Regions from separate parts of the Homo sapiens genome. Here region 2 is linked to region 1. A link is an interaction called in ENCODE POLR2A ChIA-PET data of the cell type or tissue named here. Cell type or tissue: PC-9. All regions are shown on one strand.

Evidence for each region. Peaks named below come from ENCODE experiments on the same cell type or tissue, not always from the same donor. Only the 100,000 strongest peaks of a DNase experiment are listed, where the experiment ranks them.
Region 2: POLR2A ChIA-PET joins it to region 1 with 15 read pairs; 2 of 35 experiments call an interaction of 5 or more read pairs at or near these places.

The regions. Positions count from the first base shown.
Region 1 is chr17:67,975,132-67,983,131 of GRCh38, reverse strand. It overlaps BPTF (bromodomain PHD finger transcription factor), which reads right to left. Exons shown (of 28, transcript NM_182641.4): 27 at 7,174-7,360; 28 at 1-880. The coding sequence ends at 844. It also overlaps the pseudogene RN7SL622P. Among named protein-coding and RNA genes, the nearest start is that of C17orf58, 17 kb to the left of the region's middle. In PC-9, no CTCF peak of the experiment used is centred here; no DNase peak of the experiment used is centred here.
Region 2 is chr17:67,438,194-67,446,193 of GRCh38, reverse strand. The region is part of intron 1 of PITPNC1 (phosphatidylinositol transfer protein cytoplasmic 1); the gene reads right to left. LOC124904046 (a long non-coding RNA gene) reads left to right here and starts at 1,863. Exons shown (of 3, transcript XR_007065881.1): 1 at 1,863-1,942; 2 at 2,673-2,877; 3 at 4,526-7,874. RefSeq lists an enhancer at 116-674. In PC-9, no CTCF peak of the experiment used is centred here; no DNase peak of the experiment used is centred here.

The DNA.
Region 1 (8,000 bases):
TTTATTTTGTTTCATATACATCCATAGTTGAATTTTAATACAAAAGAAAAAAATTAGAATCTGACAAATGTTTACAAACAAGATACCTTCAAATAGATTTTACTCATTTTAGCCTGGTGCAGAGTAATTGACAAATTGTACTGTTATATTCAAGGCAACAGAGTCTGTAGTCCAGGACCACTTAGCCCAACCTTTATGCAAGCTTAATTTTAATCTACCATGAACAATAAACTCATTGTTGATTCCCAGTTGTGTGTGTGTGCACATGTGTACATAGCAGCTCCTTTCATAGAAAGAAAAGACATCTAGAGGTCGTCTTGTACTTTTACCTACAGGAATCATGATAAGATACAGATGATTATATGTAACCGGGGCTGGATTTTATAAGAAAAAATAATTAGCTGACAAATGAGGGCAGCAATAAAAAAGCGTCTTTTTTGCAACAATAAATAAATACAGTCAAAAGTTTTCTGTGAGACTCTAAACCAGCTTCTTCACTGAAGAGCAGACGTGGCATTTCCATGGAGTTACACTTGACCCCATAGTATCTTTTTTTCTTGCTTTCTTTTTCTTTTTTTTTCAATAAACAAAGTTTTCTCGCTTCTGCCACAATAGTAAAACCATCTGATCTTGACAAGATAATGGTGTCGTTGACTTTGCTTTTTTCTTGTCCGTTGGACAAAATTGGCCAAGAATATAATTGGACTGTTATGACCAATAAAAACGAAGTTTAGGTCAAGTCTTGTCAGGATAGCCTGACTAAAAACATCTGGCTCCTTAATTTAAAATAGTTCAGACAACCAGATTCTTGCTGTGTTTTATGTTAGGTTAACACGCTGAACTTTAAGAAGCTGTAGACTGCAGTTTGTTGTTATGAGACCTACAGAATATAGAAAAAAGGGAACAATTAAGCACCCTTCATTTTTGAAAACAATGATGCTTTATGCGGATGCCAAGGTCAGTCAGTCTGGGAGAAGCAGCCATGTTCTTTCATTCACCCTTGGCAAGCGAATAGAAAAGAACGATTAAGAAAATTTTAACCTATAATATTAAAACTTTTCACTGTACACTAAACATAATAGCTCACTGGAAAAAGCCAATATTTAAATATATATATATATATATATATATATATATATATATATATTTGTCTAATAAAGATTACAACATTTTCAGCCAACTGGACAAATAGAGGCATTTACAGAAGCATTACCATTGTGGTGAAAGGTGTGTGTGTGTGTGTGTGTGTGTGTGTGTGTGTGTGTTTATTTACATTGATGAGGGGAATATAAAGGGAAAAATTACGCTAAAACAAAAGAAAAAGCAATCTTAAAATCACATTTTTCTATTAAAGTCCAGAAAGTCTCCCTTCTAGTTTCACAGTTTTATTCACAACTTTCATTAGTAAACCAAATTACTGTACAGTTACCAGGACTAAGTCAAAGGACTTTATATTGAAATAGCAGATAAATACAGTATTCCAAGAGTTTACAATTTTTAAATACATTGTTCAACATGGCTGCTAGAGTAAATTTTTTACCACGATACATCTTTAACATTAAAAAATTATATTAACTAATCTGACTTTTTGGGGGGCAATTTTGAATTAGGTAATCACGAGGTACAATAAAACAAAGAGTGACCCCAACATCCAGTTCTGATTCCAGTTAAAAATTCAGACTAAAGATATCACAATCTGTAAGAAAAGAAAGAATATGGATGGTATAAATGATGAATTATAACAAAGTGCAGTAATGAAAACAATGTGCAAACAATGCTGGAGATCATAAAATGGGAAAATATGGCAAAGGAAATTCTGAAAATCCATAAATAAATCAATTTTCAATAACTGGCTAGTTATGTTTCATTCTGCCTTAAATCTGGAAAACAATAGAAATTCCCTAAAAAGGCAACAGCAAGTTGCCCTTATACAACTCTTTACATTGTAATTTTGTTTTGTTTTGTTTTGTTTTGAAACAAGGTCTCACTCTGTAGCACAGTCTGGAGTGCAGTGGCGCAATCACAGCTCACTGCAGCCTCAACCTCCAGGGCTCAGGTGATCCTCCTACCTCAGCCTCCTGGGTAGCTGGGACTACAGGCACATGCCACCATGCCCGGCTAATTTTTTGTATTTTCTGTAGGGATGGGGTTTCCCCATGTTGCCCAGGCTGGTCTCAAACTCCTGGGCTCAAGCGAACTGCCTGCTTTGGCTTCTCAAAGTGTTGGTATCACAGGCATGCACCATTGCACACAGCCTAATTTGTTTATTTAAGCAGAATTGAGCAAACTTCTCAATTCAGCTCCCATGTGCTTTAATGAAAATTATGTCAACTTGAGTATATTTAAAAACTACATAAAATAACCACGTGGCAAGAAGACATCCTAAGTGGCCCCTTCACTGTGCAGGCCCAGCCTAGGCCTCCATCTCTCCTTTACCAATTCCCTTTGTCTTGCCTACAGTCCCCAGGACCTCCAGGCAATTTCCTCTCCTTCATCAGCAGTTGCCAGCAGTCATCCTGTGGGCTCTGCCAGCAAGCTGGCAGCAGGGTAGGATTCACACTCCTTGGCTTCTACCTCACAGTTACCACCAAAGGCCTTCCCAATTTAAAAAAGCAATTTTAGAAACTGAACCAGAGGAATAACCACGATGTACAAATGAAAAAGCATAGAGGGGCTTATAATGAGAAGTTGTGCTCCTCTGTCCTACCTTAACTCCATCTGAAATCCAGGCTCCCTATGATCAATCCCTTTGACTTTTCAGTTCTCTGGGTAGATGTATTTTTCTTTTTGAGATGGAGCCTCAGTGTTGCCCAGGCTGGAGTGCAGTGGCAGGATCTCAGCTCACTGCAACCTCCTCCTCCCAGGTTCAAATGATTCTCCTGCCTCAGCCTCCCCAGTAGCTGGGATTACAGGTGCCTGCCCCCAGGCCCAGCTAATTTTTGTATTTTTAGTAGAGACGAGGTTTTACCATGTTGGCCAGGCTGGTCTTGAACCCCTGACCTCAAGTGATTCACCCACCTCAGCCTCCCACAGTGTTAGGATTACAGGCATAAGCCACCACACCCGGCCTGGGTAGGTTTTTTTTTGTTTGTTTGTTTTCAGACGGAGTCTCACTCTTGTTGCCCAGGCTAGAGTGTAGTGGTGCGATCTGCAACCTCCGCCTCCAAGGTTCAAGTGATTCTCCTGTCTCAGCCTCCCAAGTAGCTGAGACTTATAAGCGTGCACCACCACACCTAGCTAATTTTTTTATTTTAGTGTAGACGGGGTTTCACGATGTTGGCCAGGCTGGTCTTGAACTCCTGACCTTAGGTGATCCGCCCGCCTCGGCCTTCCAAAGGGCTGGGATTACAGGCATGAGCCACTGCGCCCGGCCAGGGTAATTTCTTATACTGCTATTTCTTGTTTTATCAACTTTTGTTTAAGCCCTGCTATGGCAAGGAGAACCAAGCTCACTTAACCATTTCCCAACCTCCCTTTTTTGAGTCCAAGTTTTATTTCCCTATAATTTAAAAATTATATCATTCTATGCTTTGTCTATAGGGTGATTCTAAAAGTCGAAAACCAATGTCATTATTTTTATTATCTTTGAGACGGAGTTTTGCTCTTGTGGCCCAGGCTGGAGTGCAGTGGCGCGGTCTTGGTGCACTGCAACCTCCGTCTCCCAGGTTCAAGTGATTCTGTCTCAGCCTCCTGAGTAGCTGGGATTACAGGCATGTGCAACCACACCTGGCTAATTTTTGTACTTTTAGTAGAGACAGGGTTTCATCATGTTGGCCAGGCTGGTCTCGACTCCTGATCTCAGATGATCCACGTGCCTTGGCCTTCCAAAGTGTTGGTATTACAGATGTAAACCACCGTGCCCGGCCCAATGTCATTATTTACGTTACTACGAAAATGTAAATATTTTTCTCTGTAGCACCTAGTCCTTTGCTAACAGGGCCTTTTTTTTTTTTTTTTTTTTTGAGACAGGGTCTTGTTGTGTCTTCCAGGCTGGAGTGCAGTGGCATGAAGATGGCTCACTGCAGCGTCTACCTCATGGGCTCAATCCTCCCACCTCAGCCTCTGAAGCAGCTGGGACCACAGGTGTACATCACCATGCCTGGCTAATTTTTGTGTTTTGTAAAGATGGGGTTTCCTCATGTTGCCCAGGCTGGTCTAGAATTCCTGGGCTCAAGCATCCTCTTGCCTCAGCCTCTCAATGTGTTGGGATTACAGGCATGAGCCACCGTGCCCAGCTAACAGGGTACACTTACACAACTTTCTGTTTTTAGTGGCGTTTCTAATTGCCTTTCATTTTTATCCCTGACGTTCTTTGGCTTAATCATAGCCTTATGTTTTTCTGTCTTAAACAAATTATCTAATGTATGAGTCATTTTCTTGCTCTACTGAGCCTCTGGGGAGTGCTCCATTCTCCTGCTAGGATTTGGTCTGCTGACATTTTACAGCCTGCTGTATAAATGTCATCTTGGGTCAGAGTAATTCTCATTGCTTTCCTGAACCACTTGTTTTCTGAACTCAAATAAACAAAAATTTCTGGCCGGGCACGGTGGCTCACATCTGTAATCCCAGCACTTTGGGAGGCTGAGGCAGGCGGATCACGAGGTCTGCAGTTTGAGACCGGCTTGGTCAACATGGTGAAACCCCGTCTCTACTAAAAATACAAAAATCAGCTGGGCATGGTGGTGGCTGCCTGTAATCCCAGCTACTTGGGAGGCTGAGGCAGCAGAATTGCTTGAACCCAGGAGGCAGATGTTGCAGCGAGCCGAGATTGTGCCACTGAACTCCAGCCTGGGCAACAGAGTGAGACTCTGTCTCAAAAAAAATATATATATATATATATATTTCTGGCCCAGCACAGTGGTTCACAGCCCCAGCACTTTGGGAGGCCAAGGCTGGTGGGAGGATCGCTTGAGCTCAGGAGTTCAAGATTAGCTTGGGTCATAGCAAGACCCTGTCCCTAAATAAAAAGATACATCATGGCCGGGTGCGGTGGCTCACGCCCGTAATCCCAGCACTTTGGGAGGCCGAGGTGGGCAGAACACCTGAGGTCGGGAGTTTGAGACCAGCCTCACCAACATGGAGAAACCAGGTCTCTACTAAAAATACAAAATTAGCCGGGCGTGGTGGCACATGCCTGTAATCCCAGCTACTAGGGAGGCTGAGGCAAGAGAACCACTTGAATCCGGGAGGTGGGGCTTGTGGTGAGCCGAGATCGCGCCATTGCACTCCAGCCTGGGCAACAAGAGTGAAACTCCGTCTCAAAAAAAAAAAAGATACTTTTTTTTTTTGAGATGGAATCTCCCTCTGTCGCCCAAGCTGGAGTGCAGTGGCGCCTTCTCGGCTCACAGCAAGCTCCGCCTCCCAGATTCAAGTGATTCTCTTGCCTCAGCCTCCCTAGTAGCTGGGATTACAGGCATGTGCCACCACGCCCAGCTAATTTTTTTGTATTTTTAGTAGAGACGGGGTTTCACCGTGTTAGCCAGGATGGTCTCCATCTCCTGACCTCGTGATCCGCCCGCCTCGGCCTCCCAAAGTGCTGGGATTACAGGAAGATACATTATTAAAAGGAAAAAATTTGTTTCCTTATTTTTGACAGCACACTTTTTTTTTTTCTTCTGAGATGGAGTCTCACTCTGACACCAAGGCTGGAATGCAGTGGCGCAATCTCAGCTCACTGCAGCCTGTGCCTCCCGGGTTCAAGCGATTCTCATGCCTCAGCCTCCTGTGTAGCTGAGACTACAGGCGTGCACCATTATGCCTGCCTAATTTTTGTATTTTAAGGAGAGATGGGGTTTTGCCATGTTGGTCTGGATGGTCTTGAACTGCTGACCTCAAGTGATCCACCCACCTTGGCCTCCCAAAGTGCTGGGATTACAGGCGTGAGCCACCATGCCTGGCCAATAGCACACACTTTTTAAAAATACCTGCCAAGAAAGGATGCCCTGAGTCCTCACATGACTGAAAATATATTTATTCTGCCTCTAAACTTGACTGGCTGCACAGACTTCTAGGCTGACAATCATTTTTTCTTAAACTTTTAGATTTATTCTTCCATAATCTTCTAGCACTAAATGTCACAGCAGAAAAATCTGACACCAATCTAATTCTTGTTTTATAGATTGTCGGTTTTATCTAAGAGTTTCTTTTATTCTTAGCATTTGGAAATTTTATAGCGATGTATGTAGGGGTGAGTCTTTTTCCATTTGTCTACCTGGTTTATGATGTTTATCAACTGTCCCCCTTGCTCCACCCACCCCTCATAGAGTGCAGGGGCTTTAATTTATTCACTGCTAAATTCCCAGTATCAGGCACACATCAGGTTCTCAAAAGTTATTTGCTGAGTGAAGGAATTTATTCTGCTAGAATTTAAAGTCCTGTGACAATCATCAGCTCAGGAAATTCTTCTTTTATTCTTATTTTTTTTTTTTTTTTTTTTTTTTTTTTTTGAGACAGGGTCTCACTCTGTCACTCAGGTTGGAGAGCAGTGGTGTAATCACAGCTCACGGCAGCCTTGAACTCCTGGGCACAAGTGATCGTCCTGTCACAGCCTCCTGAGTAGCTAGGACTACAGGTGCATGCCACTATGCCTGGTTAATTTTTTAAATTTTTGTAGAGACATGGTCTCATTATGTTGACAAGGCTGGGATGTTCCCCCCACCTCCTGTGAGAGTCTCATTGTCACCCAGGCTGGAATGCAGTGGTGTGATCTTGGCTCACTGCAACCTCCGCCTCCCAAGTTCAAGTGATTCTTGTGCCTCGGCCTCCCAAGTAGCTGAGATTACATGCGTGCGTCACCACACCTGGCTAATTTTTGTATTTTTGGTAGAGACGGGGTTTCCCCATGTTGGCCAGTCTGGGCTCGAACTCCTGACCTCAGGTGATCTGCCTGCCTTGGCCTCCCAAAGTGTTGGGATTACAGGCGTGAGCCACTATGCCCGGCCACTTCTTGAATTTTCAAAAAAAGACTTTAAGTAGATCAACAACAAACCCAGCAATTTGTCCACTTCTCCTTGGCAGTAGATCATAACCCTGGAGTCTTGATTTATTTATTTTTTTTTTAAAGATATTTAAGGTTAAATTTACCATAAACTGCACTGGTTGAATCGTTAGACAGAATAGTATAAAGAGTGTGAAGAGTTGAATTAATTCAGAATACCGAACCCATCTGCTCACCTGCTAGCTTTGAAGCCTTTCAATTTCTGTACAAAGAATGATTCGAGAACTTCTGCACACTGGTAAAATGGGGAGTCACTTGGATTGTAGTAACGACAGTTATCAAAAATTTTGGTCATATCTGCCACAAATTCCGTCAGCTTTTCATAATATCGTCTTTGTACTCTTTCTTCCATGGTGGCAAGGTCTTAAAAACACAAAATGTAAAACATTTTCAGAGCTTTAAGGTTTTTCCAATGTGAATATTCTCCGAAGTTCTAACAAGTATATATGTTTACTGTGCAAGCAGTCCTGGAGCCAGGCTGGTTCACCCTGGAGGTTATTTTGCAATTCATAAAGAACAAAAGAGTACTTTTCCAATTTTGTTTCTGATTGAGGTTCTAAAATATAAATCCGGGTTGCTGTTAAGGTTCTTTTACTTTCAGGTAACTGCACAGAACCGTTCTTCATTCAAATGGTTTGAAATCAAGGAAACACACCGACATGCTCTATGCATATCTAAGTATAATGCATTTTTACATGCAAACCATTTAGTGTATGTACAAAGATGGGAATCCAGAATTAAGAACAAAATCTCTGTACTAGTGGCTTTATGATCCTGGTATTAGACTTTAATAACATCATTTTGCTTTATTTTTATTGTTACCTTTTATTTGTGACAAAGTGATACTGTCTTACCATTCATGACTGGATTGATAAGTGTCCACTTAAATGTAAGGGAAAAATATCAGCTGATACGAATATTAGTATGTAATAGTACAGGCAATATGCAGAAAGGAGAAAATCATTATGGTGATAGATGGGTGTGATATTGTGAAATATATATT
Region 2 (8,000 bases), 540 kb after region 1:
GCGGGTGGATCATGAAGTCAAGAGATCGAGACCATCCTGGCCAACATGGTGAAACCCCGTCTGTACCAAAAATACAAAAATTAGCTGGGCATGGTGGCGCACGCCTGTAATCCCAGCTACTTGGGAGGCTGAGGCAGGAGAATTGCCTGAACCCGGGAGGCAGAGGTTGCAGTGAGCCGAGATTGTGCCACTGCACTCCAGCCTGGGCGACAGAGTGAGATTCTGTCTCAAAAAAAACCAAAAAAAATACAAAAAAAACAGCCAAAGATACCTAGAGTCTGATTGGAACTTCTGGAGCAATTTAAGCCCTATGCTCCAAATGCCTAAAGAATGGCCTCTATTTATGCACAGTTCAAAAGACCTCATTGCATCAGAAGGCAGCTTCCTGAATGAGATTGCCGCTAATTCTCTCAGCAGGAGAAATCCACTCCCATGAATAACAAAGTTTCGCTCTGTTATTCATAATAAGGATTAAACCCAGTGGGATAAAATGTACAGTTGCCAGGTCATCTTGGGGTAGGGCTGAGTATGGAAAACATGAGTTCTCATTTCTCCCCAACTAACGAATGCCTGGTAGTTGGTGCAGGTAACAGTTTCTTTAAATGCACCTGTCACAATTCCTTTTGCTACTAAAGGAGAAATTAGTTAACAAGGAAAGTACATTGAGAGACAGAACTAAAGCGCTCTACAGAAATATTACCACTGGCCTTTACTCCATGTCACAAGTGTGAATGCAACCCTTCAAAATAATACCTAGTTACTGTTGGGGCTCAGAAAGCGGTATCCCAAAATATGGCGCTTTGACATGCTGAATTGAGGAAGAAGCCTCAATGTATCTCTGATCTTCCTCCCTTTCCCATCATTTCTGTCCTCCCAAAACACAGAATAAAAGTTATTCTCTGGAGTTCCCTTATCTGCCTAACGTCTAGACCTGGCAAAAAAGAAAACAATCACCTCTGATCCATTCCCTCCCTGAGTTTTCATTAACTGAACCCATATCACAGGGCAAAACACTGAAGTCGGTCAACACACCTGGAAAGATTTTTGTCACAAACCATTGTCTGCCCAAACAGACTTTGTCCCAAGCCATTGTATGTTCTTCAAGCTCATTGAATTCCCCTAAAAATCATCTGTTACCTCCCTAAAATCATCCACACTTCCCCATCTCCTTTTCCCCTAAAAAAAACAAGACATATAAACATCTGTACCCCACTAGGATATGGGTAATCACTCTGTGTTCCTCCCTCCTCCCACAGCGCACACTAATACACTTATATACCTTGCCTTCTTTTTTTTTGAGACCGAGTCTCGCTCTGTCGCCCAGGCTGGAGTGCAGTGGTGCGATCTTGGCTCACTGCAACCTCCGCCTCCTGGGTTCAAGAGATTCTCCTGCCTCAGCCTCCCGAGTAGCTGGGATTACAGGCACATGCCACCACGCTCGGCTAATTTTTGTATTTTTAGTAGAGACAGGGTTTCACCATGTTGGCCAGGCTGATCTCGAACTCCTGACCTTGGGCGATCCTCCTGCCTCAACTTCCCAAAGTGCTGGGATTACAGGCGTGGGCCACCGCGCCTGGCCAGCCTTCTCTTCTATTAATCTGCTTTTTGTCAGTTGATTTTTCAGCAAACCTTCAGGGGACAAAGGCAAAGTTTTTTCCTTAGCCCTTGCATTACATAAAACTAAAAGAGTCTCCAGTCTGTCCCATTGCCCAAAGGCTGCCTCTCTGTCCCAGGCCTAGATTTTCCTCTGCTCACCCCCCTCCGCCACCCAGTCCCCACTCCAGATAAAACAATCTGCTCACCACATGTTGGACACATGATTTACAGCTTCCTACTTACAGACTTTCTCTGCCAAAATCCGTATTCCTCCTTCATAACTTGCTTCCAAGAGCTTCCCCGTGATCTCGGCCTATTGTGATCTCTTCTTTCCACCAGGTTCATGGTGAGTTTGCAATCAATTACAATGTTCATGTTCTTCCTTTAATAATTATATGTGAAGTGACAGTAAGGTCTAGGATTTGCTTCCAAACAATCCAGGGATGGGGGTAGCAGAGCGGGGCAGTATGACAAGAAACCTGATGAACCCACATTGTTCTAGTTGGATGATGGGTACATGTGGGTTCATCAGGCTGTTCTATTTTTGCTACAATTTTAAAGTTTCCATAGTAAAAAATCTGAAAATAATGACAGAGTTGTAAAGCTGGCTAATGACAAGACCAAAAGCCAAATCCAGGTTCTCCTGATTTTAAGACCAGTGTCGGCCGGGCGCAGTGACTCACGCCTGTAATCCCAGCACTTTGGGAGGCTGAGGCAGGCAGATCACCTGAGGTCAGGAGTTCGAGACCAGCCTGGCCAACATGGCAAAACCCCGTCTCTACTAGAAATACAAAAATTAGCCAGGCGTGGTGGCAGACGCCTGTAATTCCAACTACTCAGGAGGCTGAGGCAGGAGAATCGCTTGAACCCTGGGGGCAGAGGTTGCAGTGAGCCAAGATCACACCACTTCACTCCAGCCTGGTCAAAAGAGTGAGAATTCCCCCTCAAAAAAAAAAAAAAAAAAGACCAGTGTCCTCTCTGCCTATTGTCCTCTGTGCTTTTGTTTTTCATGGATTTTTTATGGTTGCTGTTCCTGCCTTTTTCACTGTGTCAAATTGTATTCATTTATTCATTAGACATGAAAAGCCCCGGTTGCTCGCCTCAAGGAGCTGGCAGTGGAACTAGGGACACCGGTAAACAGATAAATCACAGTCGAAAAATGAATGCAACCACCAAGATATGAATTGAGTGGAAACGAACAATTTCCTATGGGAAAACAGAACAAAGAAGCCTGCTTGCGAGAGTCTAAGAAGTCTGCCCAGCCAGTCAGGGATATCTGAGGTGAAACTTGAGAGCTAACAGGAATATTTTAGGTGAAGGGGCTTGGAGACACAATTCAGGAGACAGGGGCACAATTCAGGCAGACAGCAGAGCATGGACAAAGGTGCAGTCTGGCAGAAGTTTGATGAGGCAAGAGAGGTGGGAACAGGGCCAGACAGGGCAGGCGCCCTGGTGGGTTAGGTGGGGGCCAGATTGTAAAGGGGCTTCAACGCCAAACCGAGGGGGCTGAATTTTCGCTCCCAGCAGTCTGGATTAACAAGAAAGTGACATGATCACTGGTCGTCTGTTAGGAAGGTAACTGGCAGCTGTGTAGGTCAGAGCCCGCGGGGACTTTTGTAATAGACCAGAGCCTGGATTAGTGTGAGAGCTGGAGGTATTGCCTAGGTGTAAAATTTAAGAGGGTGCCTCAAACCTCAGCAATACAGATAAATATTATTTTAATGCATTTTTTTTAGTTTTTCTGGGACAGAGTCTTGCTCTGTTGCCCAGGCTGTAGTGCAGTGATGCAATCCCAGCTCACTGCAACCCTTCGTCTCCTGGTTCAAGCAATTCTCCTGCCTCATCCTCCAAAGTAGCTGGGACTACAGGTGCACACCACCATGCCTAGCTAATATATATATATATTTTTGTATTTTTGGTAGAGACAGGGTTTTGCCACGTTGGCCAGGCTGGTCTCAAACTCCTGGGCTCAAGTGATCCACTTGCCTCAGCCTCCCAATATGCTGGGATTACAGGCGTGAGCCACCACGCCCAGCCATAATGCATTTTTTTTTAATCAAAATGAATGCAAAGGAAATTCACGATGAAAATACATCCAAATTCTAAATAAAGATATGCTTGTTCTTGTTTGTTTTAGGGCCCTGCCTTCTTCCCCACTGGCTGCAGAATGCCCATCCCACCCTCGTCATCTCCCACCACCTCATCCACTGGGCGGGCTTACGAGGGTTGACAATAATAGGATTACAGATTGGACAACATGAGACTTTACTCATAGTCAACTTTTTTTTTCATTGTAGAGCTTCATTAACTTTTCCACTTGGTCCACAATATGGGAGGATATTTTCATGCATATATATATATATATATATATATATATATATATATATATATATGCTTATTTTCCCCTGATCCAGCTCCAATATGGTTTGGCAGGGCAGTGCAATCAACATAGCAATAAATGAGGAGAGGCAGTCCTAAAGCAATAGTAAAAGTTTAGATGGTTAAAGAGGAGAAACCAGATTCAAGCAACATTTCTGGGGCAGAAATGAAAGAATGTGGAAATACAGCAGGTGCATGAGGCTGAGGCTCAGCTTGGGCTCAGCAGAGTTTATTCTACTCAACTAAATCACAAACGCTTCAGGGGTTACAATCCCATTCTCCTATTCTTCTGTATCATTTTGCACCCAGCTCAGTAAGTTCCTGTTAACTAATTAAGTGGAAAAGAAGAGCTTAAATCCAAGGCATACATGACTGAAGCCAGGCGTGTGCAGTTCCTACTTCATACAGCCTCTCTTGCCGAACAGCAGGGCGCACTGATGAATATTCAAAAAGTAACAACTATTAATGACGACTAAGACCCTCAAAGTGTAATAAGTTATTTTAGTGACACTCTTCTGTCACTTTTCCCCATCTAATTTCACATTCTTAGGAACAGGGAGAAGAATAATTGACGTCGGGGCTTGGCTTTATGGTCTTTACAGCTGTGATCGGATTAGAAGAAAGGCTGACAAAAGTGTTGTTTCCATCCGCCTTTTACAATCGGAGAGAATGAATGAGCTGCTTTCCAGTTTTCTGTTCCAAGTATTAACTGGATTCCCACTTCACTTTGCTTCCGTGATTTCTCCTCTGCTTATGTTAGCTTCCGTCTCACACGATATGTACATAGCCCCATCTCTGCCGAGCAAATCAGAGGCTGAGCTCTGGGCTGTGGACAGTGTCAGTGACAACAAGGGTGAGTCGTCCTCAGATGAATCATCAGGTGTGGGAAATGCGTTTGAGACACTCAAAATAACTGGGGACTGATGGGTGGCGGGGGGGGGCTTAATAAATACAAGCCTGCGAGACCTAACTTCTACACGTCTTCAGAAGGCTGAGTTGCTTTGAGAGGGAGATACAGAAGATGACAATTTGCTGCCAGTGGCTGGTCCCAGACAAGGAGCTGTGACTAAACAGGAAATCAGTTACTTAGCAGTTGAGCGGATGTTTGAGTGTTCAAAGCACAGGCACAATAGCTATACTCTGATATGTCCTGTAAAGTTAAAAACAAAGCCAGGTTAACCCTGACAGATGCACCCAAGACTGATACACTTAGGTACTACCTGGTTGCATCGCCTGGGGATCTTAATACTCTGTGAATCATTATGAATTATAATATTTAAAGCTGTTGTTTATTTGGTATTTATTGGGTGTCATAATGTTCCCAGTGCTACACAGGCGTAATTTTTAAACCACCCCAAAAGTCCTGCAAGAGGTTAGGCGTGATGGCTCACGTCTGTAATCCTAGCACTTTGGGAGGCTGAGGTGGGCAGATTTCTTGAGCCCAGGAGTTAAGAGACCAGCCTGGGTAACATGGCAAGACCCCTATCCCTATAAAAAAAATTTTTTTTCAAAAAAAAAATCAGCCAGGCATGACGGTGCATGCCTGTAGTCCCAGCTACTTGGGAGACTAAGGTGGGAGGATTACCCAAGCTTGGAGAGGTAGAGACTGCAGTGAGCCATGATGGCACCACTGCACTCCAGCCTGGGCAATGGAGTGAGACCCTGTCTCAAATAAATAAATAAATAAATAAATAAATAAATAAATAAATAAATAAATAAAAAGTCTTGCAAGAGAAAACATCTCCATTTTTCAAAAGGAAGTTACAGAGGTTGAGTAATTTGCCTGATTTCACTAAGTTGGTCATAACAGAGTTTGGATTCAAACCCAGAGCAAACGAAGGCTTAGAGGGACTAGCAACTTTTCCTTTTGAGGTCTAGATGATCTTACTTTTTGTTATTAGGGGTCAAGGCCAGGATTAGAAGGAGACAAGTGAGGTTGCGTTTGCCAGTGCGGGGTTAGAGCCTGTCTTTAGCATTTTGATATTTTGTTCATTGTAGAGTATTGTGCATTAATTTTTATTTTTTAAAAATATTGCATCAAAATATTATTTACCCTGATTTTTAGTTTTTTGGTGCCATCTTAAATTTTGAGCCCAAGGGCTAGTGTTTTACTAGCCTCACTATTCTCTAGGCTTTGCTCAAGGCTACAGACAATCTGTGATCACCTGAATTAAGCCAACAGACAGTTCTCATTTCAGACAGACTTTTCATCTTCCTCCTGCCTACCTCATACATTTTACATCCCAAATTACTGCCTACTGGGAAAGAAGGTTTTGGGTTTGTTTTAACTTGTTTGTTTGCTTTTTTGTTTGTTTGTTTGTTTTTCTTTATCTTTTTCCTTGATTCATCACCGGCTGAGATACATACTATATAAACAAGAAATGTGGCAAAAGGTGGTATATCAAGAAACGGGATGCCAAAAATTTCACACAATCCGTGAACACATTTAAGCATACTTAAAAAAGAAATGTCCATCTCATCAACAAAAAATAAGTATGTAAGGTGAGAGATATGTTAATTAGCTTAACATAATAATTCAACAATGTATTCACATATCAAAATATCACCTGGTATATTATAAATATATATAATTTTTCATTTTTCAATAAATGAATGAGTGAAATGTGGAAGAGTAATGTCAGGCCCCCGCCCAAGGCTGGAGAACATATCTTTTTCTATGAGAAATTTTCTTCCATAATTGTCAGATCTTCAAACATCTGCTTCACAGAAGTGTCTCAGAGCCCTATCACAGATACAAGATTAAATAAATACCATAAGCTGAGGCTGTGGGTTGTCACTGGCAGCTGGAGGGACAAAAGTCATCTTTTTATTCCTAACCTTTTGTTTCTGCAAATGTAGTCTATTATGACATGCACAGGTATTAGGAGGGTGACGGCCATGCCAATAGCAAACACAGCTGTTTTGAATCCTATTCTGTATTTTTTATTAACTAAATACAGTGCTTGGTAAAATAAAATAAAATCAACATTAGGAGGCTCATCAATTACACAGGAGAGAAATGGTTACATAGAAATTGACATCATCCAGGTAATATATGCCTAATCAATTTCCTAAGCAAATCAGATGCTTCTGGGCTGAATTAAAGAAACACCTTTAATTAATTCAGCACCTACTGTGTGTCCGAAACCAACCAGAAACTTGTGGCCCAGGTTTCCTAGGAGAAACTGATGACCAATAAGCTACTGCCATTTGGACCTGTATTTTGTGGAGAGTGCAGGTCATTTTTTTAATTTAAAAAAGTGCTCAATTGCAGTCCCTTTCTACAGGACAGGCCAAGGGAAACGGATGGGAGCAAAGCAGGTGGATCTCTGGCAGGATTACAATCAAATTAAATGCGCATGGCCTGGAGTTTTCTTTTCAGCACTTTCAACTCAGAATAGTAGCCGTAAGTCAGCAGCAGTACTGCTTTTTGTTGCTGGGGCAGAGTATTATACCTCAGGGTTGCTTCTTCAGTTCTAATTTGACCTAATGAACATTTAAAAGAGAGGAAGGAAAAGTTACTTCTGAGTCCAGAAAACTGGATGGTAAAAGATCATATTCTAAAATTCACACATTCTGTGCATTAGAAAGTCACTTAGGCCCAGCTGGGCACGGTGGCTCACGCCTGTAATCCCAACACTTTAGGAGGCCGAGGCAGGCAGATTACTTGAGGCCAGGAGTTCAAGACCAGCTTGGCCAACATGGTGAAACCCTGTCTGTACTAAAAATACAAAAATTAGCCAGGCATGGTGACAGGTGCCTGTAATCCCAGCTACTGGGGAGGCTGAGGCAGGAGAATCTCTTGAACCCAGGAGGCAGAGGTTGCAGTAGCGGAGATCACACCACTGCACTCCAGCCTGGGCGATAGAGCGAGACTCTGTCTCAGAAAAAAAAAAAAAAAAAAAGTCACTTAGAACTCTGTTCTCTTTATCCAAATTCTAACAAAGATCTTACAACCCAGAACAGCTTAGAAGGCACACAGCGGAATGATGGTGGCTGCACTGACTAGAGGTCTATGTGCTGCA